2 separate regions of the Homo sapiens genome follow, and region 2 is linked to region 1. Evidence: read pairs that join two places in POLR2A ChIA-PET (ENCODE). Cell type or tissue: K562. All regions are shown on one strand. Each heading gives the region's core, and the rest is flanking DNA. Links, peaks and the distances in the headings are about the cores only.

Evidence for each region. ChIA-PET counts read pairs that join two places held together with the same protein. Peaks named below come from ENCODE experiments on the same cell type or tissue, not always from the same donor. Only the 100,000 strongest peaks of a DNase experiment are listed, where the experiment ranks them.
Region 2: POLR2A ChIA-PET joins it to region 1 with 5 read pairs; 11 of 35 experiments call an interaction of 5 or more read pairs at or near these places.

What each region holds. Positions count from the first base shown.
Region 1 is chr1:168,162,529-168,167,911 of GRCh38, reverse strand. No RefSeq gene overlaps it. Among named protein-coding and RNA genes, the nearest start is that of TIPRL, 14 kb to the left of the region's middle. In K562, for the core only: no CTCF peak of the experiment used is centred there; no DNase peak of the experiment used is centred there.
Region 2 is chr1:168,218,077-168,223,459 of GRCh38, reverse strand. No RefSeq gene overlaps it. Among named protein-coding and RNA genes, the nearest start is that of SFT2D2, 5.2 kb to the left of the region's middle. RefSeq lists a cis regulatory region at 4,483-4,650. In K562, for the core only: no CTCF peak of the experiment used is centred there; DNase peaks (open chromatin) are centred at 2,739, 3,435 and 4,569.

The DNA of each region.
Region 1 (5,383 bases), core at 271-5,270:
AGGGAAAGGAATGGAAGGGAAAGAAGGGGAAGGAAAGGTCCCAAGGAAAAGGTCCCAATGGGGTATTGCTATCATGGGATGAGATCAATCAGAGCAAGCTGAGCAGAGAAGAAAAAATTAGGCTTTGGCAAGTGGATTCTTCACTTGAAATGGGAAAAGTTGGCTGTGGCTCACTCCTGTAATCCCAGCAATTTGGGAGGTGGAGGCGGACCGATCACTTGAGGTTAGGAGTTTGAGACCAGCCTGGCCAACATGGTAAAACCCCATCTCTACTAAAAATACAAAAGTTAGCTAGGCACGGTGGTGTGCGCCTGTAATCCCAGCTACTTGGGAGGCCAAGACAGGAGAAAATCCAAGCTACTTGGGAGGCTGAGACAGGAGAATCACTTGAACCTGGCAGGCAGAGGTTGCAGTGAGCTGAGATTGCATCATTGCACTCCAGCCTGGGTGACAGAGTGAGACTCCGTCTCAAAAAAGAAAAAAAAAAAAAAGAAATGGGAAAAGTCTAAACAGGTGTGATGGTTAATACTGAGTATCAACTTGATTGGATTGAAGGATGCAAAGTATTGCCCTGGGTGTGTCTGTGAGGGTGTTGCTAAGGGAGATTAACATTTGAGTCAGTGGGCTGGGAAAGGCAAACCCACCCTTAATCTGGGTGGGCAGAATATAAAGCGGGCAGAAAAACGTGGAAAGACTACACCGGCCTAGCCTCCCAGCCTACATCTTTCTCCCATGCTGGATGCTTCCTGCCCTCAAACATCAGATTCCAAGTTCCTCAGTTTTGGGACTCAGACTGGCTCTCCTTGCTTCTCAGCTTGCAGATGGCCTATTGTGGGACCTTGTGATCATGTGAGTTAATACCTAATAAACTCCTATATATATATCTATATATATATATATATATCTCTCTAGAGATATATATAGATATATATATATCCCAGCATATATATTCATATATATCTATATATCCCAGCATATATATATATCCCACACACACACATATATGTGTGTGTGTGTGTGTGTGTGTGTGTGTATATATCCTATTAGTTCTGTCCCTCTAGAGAACCATGACTAATACAATAGGGGAGGGATTTAAGTGGCTAAGCACCAGGGATATGGAGTTAGGCTGCCTAGGTTCAAATCTTGGCTCTCCATTTGCTCATTGTGATGTGACCTCTGCCAAGCCTCACTTTTTTCATTTTTCTCATTATTATTTCTAGTAATAGCATACCTCATAGTATTGTTAGGAAGATTAAATGAGATATACACAAGTCCCTAACATAGTGCCTCTCAAAGGTGCTCACTCAATACACTATCCATTAGTATTATAGAGTAGCAGCAGTGGCCTTGTGCATTCACAGTGACGCTGTTTCTCAAAGTGTGGTGCTGGAGCTGCACGTACGTTAGAATCATCTGGAATGTTTGACAAAAATCAGATTCCTGTTGCTCCACCCAGAACTGCTGATTCAGAGTCTGTAAGCATGGGATCTAATTCAAGTGGTGGTCTTTGTTTTTAACAAGGTCCTCAGACTAATCTTATATACACTCAACTTGGAGACTCTGTGGACGAAGGCAATCACAGTAGCTACTTACAAGCCGGTACATTCACCAGAGAGAGAGAGCAGAATACACTTGGGTGAAATAGGATGTCCCTACAAGTTGGTAGGCACAGTGCTTTTCTTCTGTTAGCTGTGTGTGTGTGTGCATGCACACATAAACACACATGCACTCTGAGGAGAGAAGAGCTGGAAACTGGTAATAGTCATAATGATAATGATAACTATGATTTATTGGATACCTATTCTGTGCCAGACACCACAATAAGTGTTTTACAATTTGAGTTTAATTCTTAATATGAATAAAATTTAACTCATTCTTTTACATAAAAACATGTTATGATTTCAGATTCAGCTAACCGTATGCAGGTGAGACACCTGGATGTTACCACCATGAGAACATGACCCAGGAATCCTGCCAGTCTAGTAGCAGTTTACCCTAATTATAGCAAAGTGGGTTCAAATAATTAAAATAGCTCCTGAGGATGTCTTGCTAGGATGTTGGATGGATGGATTCTCTGCTGGACATTGAAGTCATCCATGATGATGGCAGGAAGGAAGGCAATGGTATGCCAGATACCAAAGCATTCAGTCAGGCTGAAGACAACAGTAAGGAGGAAACAGGCAGAGTGGTGGAGTTGGGTGTTATAGGCCTCAAGTGGTGGGGGGTTATACATGGAGGCAGAAAAGCAGTGGTCCTGAAGCATCACTGTGGAGTGAGGATACCGAAACCCACTACCATCTTGGAGGTATTTGGATGAGAAAGAATAAGCTGTCTAGCTCAGGAGGGCTGTAGGGAAGCAGTCCTCAGAGGAGAGTCAGATTTCCTTAAGGTAGGAGTTTGAAAGGGCAATCTGGCAACTTAAGAATTTCTCTAATAGTTTGTTTTTCACAGGATAAGGATACTGGAGGGTCCAGCAGATATTTGGAAGGAAGGAAAATGAGGAATTTGGGAAGAGCAAAACAAAACACAGAACAGGACCTAGATGGCAGGAATGATGAATGACATGGGGGAGTAGAGGCCTGGTGGGATTTTAGGCACCAAGTTTTCAAGCAGTGTTCGGGCATAACACTGCCTCATTGGAGTTGCCCAGGTAGAGTGGAAGGCGCCATGACACCAGCAGCTAATGGCTTTCTCTGTAGGTACAATGGGCCTGGGAGCATGACCTAGGTGGCTGGAGCTTACTCTATAGTTGCTGCAGCCCTACAGTGCAGGCAGAGGCCCCTTGAGAGTAGAGAACTCAACAGTGAACATTGAAACTACTGTAGAAACAGGCCCAGGGGGACGGAGGCTTTGTCAATAAGCATTACATTCCTGATATTAGTAAGTGGCACCTCTAACCCATGCCATCAGTCACCCAGTCTAGGATCCAGCGGGGGAGGGGGCACTGGTCAAGTCATCATACTCATCTGTCGATTCATCTGCTTAATAACTCTGGAATCTGTCCACCTCCCTTCATCCTATCATAACTGTGCTTCAGAGGCTCACAACTTCTCTCTGGGGTTACTACAGCAGCCTCCCAACTGTTCTCCCTATTCTCCCCTCCTCTAGTCCTTCCTCCACCCTGCAACCAGAGTGATTGTTCTGAAATACACCTGTGAGTATGTTGTGTATGTGGTTTTTTTTTTTTATTTTTGTGGGGGGCAGGGCTTTACAACCACTTTTTTTTTTTTTTTTGCTACTCTTAAGGTAAAGCTACTCTTAAGGTAAAGTAGCTGGGCATGGTGTTGCATGCCTGTAGTCCCAGCTACTTGGGAAGCTTAGGCAGGAGGATCACTTGAGCCCAAGAGTTGAAGGATGCAGTGAGCTATGATTGCAACACTGAACTGCAGCTTAGGCAACAGATTGAGACCCTGTCTCAAAAAAAAAAAAAAAAAAAAAAGATGAAGTAGATTCGTAAATATGGTCCCAAAGATCTGATGTTCTGGACTCTGCTTACTGCTCCAGACTCAACTGACAGTCCTTACCTCTGAGCTCCCATCATAGTGTGCTGTCTCTATTTTCTCAATACAATGCTATGATCTATTCTCTCTCTCTTCTCTCCTCTCCTTCCCTGTGCCCCATTATCTCAGTACTTGTTAGGTAACTAGCAAGATCACCTAATAAACTAATTTAAATAGGTGTGCTAGTGATTTGCATGCCACTCCAGTTTAATCATTAATGTATATTTTAACAGGGCTCTTCAATGCCTTCTTGCAAGGGTCAAGTATTTTTTTTTAAAAGTTGAGACCTTTGACTAGATTTCTTTATTTACTCAAAAGCATTTATTGAGAGTCAACTATAATACAGGCTCTGATTAATCAAAGATAAGGTAAGGTGCTTACTCTTTTTTTTTTTTTTTTTTGAGACAGGGTCTCACTCTATCACCTAGGCTGAAGTACAGTGGCACAATCACAGCTCACTGCAGCCTCGACCTCTTTGAGCTCAAGCAATCCTTCCACTTCTGCTTCCTGAGTAGCTGTGACTACAGGCACGTGCCGCTATGCTCTGCTAACTCTTTTTTTTTGAGATGGGACTTCACTGTTTTGGCACAGGCTAATCTCAAACTCCTGGGCACAAGCAATACTCCTGCCTTAGCCTCTCTAGGAGTGGGATTACAGGTGTGCACCACCATGCCTTGCTTGGGTGCTTACTCTTAAGGAATTTACTTCTACACCTAGAAGACAGATGCATAAATCTGTCATTAATGCAAATGGACATATGTATGAAGTGCTATGAGAATACAGAGAAAGGAGCTAATGACCAGACTGGAATGGTCATAGGATTCTCATGTGAAAGGCCAAGAAAGAAGGCCAAGATTCTCTCATGGAGAAGACATGAAGAAGGAACAGTGTAGTGTCTTAGGTGAACTAGAGGTAGTTTTAGAGACTACAACATATCAACATACCTTATTCCTATTCAAAAACCACTGGGGGGCCTAGAACGATGGTTCACACCTGTAATCCTAGCACTTTGGGAGGCCAAGGCAGGTGGATCACCTAAGGCTGGAAGTGAGAAACCAGCCTGGCCAACATGGTAAAACCCCATCTCTACCAAAAATACAAAAATTAGCTGGGCTTGGTGGTGCACACCTGTAGTCCCAGCTACTCGGGAGGCCGAGGCCGGAGAGTCTCTTGAACCTGGGAGGGGGAGGTTGCAGTAAGCCGACATCATGCCACTGCACTCCAGCCTGAGCGACAGAGTAGAGTCTGTCTCAAAAACAAACAAACAAAAACCCACTGGGGGTGGATTTGCTTCACTTGTGGGTTTGTCTATGTTTTTTTTTTTTTGGTCATGTTATAAATAAGCAGTTAATGAAAGTTTAATATCATTAGAATAAATAATTTTATAACATATTCCAAAAGAGAATTTTCAGAAAACTCAATTATTCTAAAATCTCAGTAATGAAATCATATTTCTAATAATACAAAATAATTTGGAAGGATTTGACAAATTTGGTTTCACCTTCCCTGCACAAACTCTGATGGGTCAAATGGGACCTAGGAACCTTCTGAAAGTCAGGAAAAGTCAGCCTAGAACTCAACTTTTCTTCCAGAATCCCCATGGTGGATAACCTATATGAAGATAAAGAGCATCTATAACACATATGAAAGAAATGGGGCTGGATCCACATAAACACAAATAAAATGACTAGATCTGAAAGTACTCTACTCTGTCCTATTTTCTGAACCATCATAGAAAGAATGAGCAATAAAATAATTGCTTTTGCATCCTACCAGTATAAGTCCACCTTCCAAATCAACTACACTGAACCAAACCATAGCTCTGCAGGTCTGTTTTTATATAACCTATGTCACTGTGATGCCACAGACTCTCCTTTCTACTT
Region 2 (5,383 bases), core at 124-5,123, 56 kb before region 1:
AGGAAAGGATTCTCCCCTAGAGCCTCCAGAGGGAGCATAGTCCTGCCAATAGCTTGTTTTCAGCATTTCTGGCCTCCAGAACTGTGAGAGAATCCATTTCTGTTGCCACCAAATTTCTGATATGTAACAGCAGCTGCAGGAAACTAATGCCCATGTTCCCTACCACCTACAGATAAATTGCTGCTGACTTCTCAGCAACACATACCTTCCTCTTTGGGTTCATCTCTCTCCTTTCTCTCACATACTCCAGGCTCCAGGCATAGGAGACTGTAGTTCCTGAACTCATTGTGTTCCCTACCTTGTCCTGGAAAACACCTACTCTTTTCCATCCTTGTCCCTTTCCCTTCCCCTAACACACAGTTCTCTCAAGTCACCTTATTCTTACCTCCACCATAACACTTAGCACAATATGCTCCATTTGTTCACATTAGGGTCCCTATGGGGCATAGATCTTATTTGTCTTTCCATCCCCAGTGCCAAGCACAGTGCCTGGAACGTATAGTAGGTGCTAAATAAATAGTAACCTACTCTAGTCATTGGCCAGGCGCGGTGGCTCATGCCTGTAATCCCAGCAGTTTGGGAGGCTGAGGCAGGTGGATCAGGAGGTCAGGAGTTTGAGACCAGCCTGTCCAACATGGTGAAACCCTGTCTCTACTAAAAATACAAAAAAATTAGCCGGGCATGGTGGCAGTCGCCTATAATCCCAGATACTCTGGAGGCTGAGGCAGGAGAATCACTTGAACCTGGGAGGCAGAGTTGCAGTGAGCCGAGATCGCCCCATTGCCCTCCAGCCTGGGCAACAAGAGCGAAACTCCGTCTCAAATAAATGAATAAATAAATAACCTACTCTAGTCACTGGTCACATTCTCATTCCCCACTGTGCAATGCAGATGCAAACAAGTCCTCAAGGCTGAGTGATGTACTCCCTCACAGCCTTTCTGTACCTCTGTTTTGCCAGGATGAACAAACAGGAAGCTTTAGATGAAATTTTATGTGCGCTCTATTAAATTTCACCCTCCTCTCAGCAAAAGCTAAACACAAAAAAAGTTCTTACAAAGTCTCTTAGAAGTGTGTGTGCAAGGAAGCTCTAAGGAGTTAGCTTCCAAGGAATAGGAAGTAAGGCAGTTCTCTGAGCATTATTAATGCATGAAATTAACACAGAATTCATCAGGGTGGACATATTCCTACTTGGTTATTAAGAAAAAGCCCTTAGAAAATCATGATTGAATACCTTAATGTATCTAGAATAGGAAAAGGAGAAGGAAAGGAAGGCCATTCCTCAAACTGGTTAATCCTAGGGGCTAGGAAAAGGAGACTCCTAAGGCAGTGTTGGCAAAGCCCATTTAAGCACAGCACAGGTCAGACATAGTTCTGGTGTCTGAGTCCCACATGAAGCAGGTTTATCCTTATCACAATTGTAAGAGCCTAGGCCACCATGCAAATCCTGAACTTTCTTCCTTTTTTTTTTTTTTTGAGATGGAGTCTCATTCTGTCACCCAGGCTGGAGTGCAGTGGCACGATCTCGGCTCACTCCAACCTCCACCTCCCAGCTTCAAGCGATTCTCCTGCCTCAGCTTCCCAAGTAGCTGGAACTACAGGTGTGCACTACAACACCCAGCTAATTTTTGTATTTTTTTAATAGAGACGGGGTTTCACTATATGTTGGCCAGGCTGGTCTTGAACTCCTGACCTCAGGTGATCCGCCCACCTCGGCCTCCCAAAGTGCTGGGATTACGGGCATGAGCCACCGCATCCAGCGTATTCTTTTATTTTGATTTCTTACATACCAAGAAGGCTTCTCCATTATAAAATCTGCTGCTCCCAGGAAGATGTCAGTCTTCTGAATGGTCACAATTCAGACCTTGAAGCCGTGAAGCCAAGAGACAGATCTTTGAAGGACACTTAGGGTTGTGCCATTCTGTGGATATTTGTAGGGGCAGCCAGGCCTCCCCTCTACTTCCAGTGGGTATTCTTGCCTTTTCTTCAGTCTTCCACATGAAGTAAATAAATGAAGTAGAAACCCTAGCTGAACCAATCAGGACAGTGCCTCTTGTTCTATTTTGGCATCACAGACCCTTTTGAGAGTATGATTGTCATGGAGCCTCTCCCCACCTGCCCCTGTGGGGAAAAGTGGCCCACACTACCAGCAGTGTCATATATGCCAGGCGTTCTGCCATGACTATGGGCCCTTGGTTGAAAACCCCAGGTTTAGAGAAAAACATTCAGATACACACCACCAGCCTTATGTATCGCTCCAAGCCCTAGATTGCTTTGTGTGTTCACCTGATTTTAGTGGTGGAGTAAGAGTTTAAATGATTTTTCCAAAGTCCCTTTGAGGGAGAGGCATGACCATTTAAAGGTAGGAAAGGAAGCTGAAAAGTAACTGTTTGATGTCAGTATTCTCATGGCCCCATGGCTTCTTTATCAATTACAATATAGCTGGCTGATAAACGAACTGTTGTATAGACAGGGATGAAAGAAACCATTTAAATCCAGGAGTGTTCAGAATTGCAGATAATAAGACTCTCCCAGTCATCACTGCAGGGAAGTAACTTTGCAATACATGAATGTTGTAAGGAGGGCTCTGATGCCCCACCTCATACCTGCTTGCCCGTGTACCAGCAATAGACATGAATCCCCGTGTACCAGCAATAGACATGAAGTTTGATATGCTTTGGCTCTGTGTCCCCACCCAAATGTCATCTGGAATTATAATCCCCACGTGTCAGGGGAAGGGCCTAGTGGGTGGTGATTGCATCACGTGGGTGGTTTCCCTTACACTGTTCTCACGATAGTGAGTTCTCATGAGATCTGATGGTTTAAAAGTGTGTGGCAGTTTCTCCTTCACTCTTTCTCCCTGACACCATGTGAAGAAGGTCCTTGGTTCCCGTTCACTTTCCATCATGATTGTAAGTTTCCTGAGGCCTCCCTAACTGTGCAGAACTGTAAGTAAATTACAATTAAGCCTTTTTTCTTCAAAAATTACCCAGTCTCAGGAGGTTCTTTATAGCAGTGTGAAAACAGACAGTCGTTTCTCTCCTCACGCCCTGCCGTGTGTGTGTGTGTGTGTGTGTGTGTGTGTGTGTGTGTGTGTGTGTGTAGGGGTGGGGGTTTCGGGGGGGAGCGCGGGGAGGATAGCAGAAAATGGCTTACAGAGAGAAATCCCCCCTCCCTCTGTCTCTGTACAGGGAAGCTGTTTTCTCCTTCCTTCCATCTTTCTTGACTGTTGAACTTTTCACTCCTTAAAACTACTCCACGTGTGTCCATGTTGTTTTATCAAAATTGGTGCGAGACTAAGGACCCTGGTGTTCGAACACTCCAGTCATCAGAGCTGTTTCAGTATTGGGAAGGGGGATCCAGCCATCAACCTGGAGCCAAACCCCAACCAACGAGATGCGACTATAAATGGGACACTCTGGGGCACGTTCCACAAGGTTCTGCAGAAGTCTCCAGCAAGATTAAGCCCCTTTTGACCACAGCTGCAATCCCCACATTCATGACCACGCCTTCTTTGCCTTTTCTTCCTGTCTCCCTTTCCCACTTTCTCACCTGTTCTTCCTGAGATTGCCTGTCAAACTGCCTGCCTGCCTCCCGATGCTTGTCTCAGGGTACATTTTGAAGGAAACCCAAACCAAGACGGGGTAGTATTTGCTGTAATGGGCTTTTATTTCTATCTTAGACAAATTCAGGTCTCAGAAAAACCTGGCACTTGTAAACCAAAAATAAAATTCTAAGGCCCTCCAACCATCAGAATGGGCCCCTCCTCTTGGCCCAGAGCATTCCAAAGTTAACCTGAAAATCTAGTTCAGGCCACAACAGGATGGTGGGGTCGAACATGCCTCAGTATGCCCTCCTGCCTTTTGGAATTCAGGAAAAGCTGACTAGTATTAACATCAATACAGACCTTAAGTCTGATAAAAGACATCTGCAATGTATTCTCTCTGAAGCCTCCTACTTGGAGGCTTCATCTGCAATATAAAGTCTTGGTCTCTATAACCCCTTTAGGGAAACCAGACATTTCTTTCTATTGATAAAACTCTTTCAACCAATTGCCCATCAGAAAATTTTTAAATTTACCTATGACTTGGAAGCCCCACTTCGAGTTGTCTTGCCCTTCCAGATCAAACCAGTGTAAATGTTACAAGTGTTGACTGTTGTATTATGTCTCCCTAAAATATATAAAAGCAAGCTGTGCCCCAGCCACCTTGGGCACATGCCATCACGACCTCTTGAGGCTGTGTCACAGGCGTATCCTTAACCTTGGCAAAATAAACTTTCTAAATTGATTGAGACCTGTCTCAGATACGTTTGTAGGTTCACACACTGTAACACTAATCCAGACTTAAAACCCACATGGGCATTTTCTCTGCCAGTGCCCTGCTACGGTTTGAATATGTCATATCCCCCAAAAATCACGTGTTAGAAACTCAATCCCCATACAACAGTATTAAGAGATGGGATCTTTATGAGATTATTAGGCCATGAGGACTCTGCCCTCATGAATATATTAATGCTATTATCACAGGAGTGGATCCCTTATAGAAAGACCAGTTCAGTCTCCTTTTCTCTCCCCTGCCCTCTGCCTTTTGTCATGGAATGACGCAGCTAAAAGGCCTTTGACAGATACTGGCCCATTGATCTTGAACTTCCCAGTTCCAGAACTGTGAGCCAATAAATTTCTGTTCATTTTAAATTACCCAGTCTACGGTATTCTGTTATAGGAGCACAAAACAGACTATGACATGCCATAAATACAACATACGTAGGAAAACACACATATCTAAAGATTTTATTATTATTATTATTATTTAGAGACAGGGTCTTGCTATGTTGCTCAGCCAAGTCTCAAACTCCTGGCCTCAAGCAACCCTTTCACCTCAACTTCCCAAGTGGTGGGGATTACAGGTATAAGCCACTGTACCTAGCTCTATCTAAAGATTTTTTACTGAAGAGTATCAATCTGAAATAATCAAAAGGATCAGGATCCAGTTTTAAAGAGCTTATTCAAGAGAAGCTGAAAGCCATTCCTGGATGCGCCCCTTCAGAGAAATGAGTTTAGTGCTTTGAAGTCAAAAGCTAAATTTTTTCTTATATAGGAAAAAGACAAATTTAACAAGATTACAACATTTTCTATACAAAACTGATTTATGAGTTATAACAAATTAATTAGTTACAGTTTGTTTCCATGTAGCTTGTTTTCTTTTCCTTATAACTGGTTTTTCATTTCCTTTCCAATTTTAAAGAGTGTATTTAACATTCCATCTTAAGCCATATGATAGCCTAGAAATCTTTGTGTCAGAAAGGTAAGAGGGGGGTCAATGTATAATGAAAGTCTACAGTTAGAGGGAAGGGGGTCCTCCCTGGCACCCTTCAACCATTTACA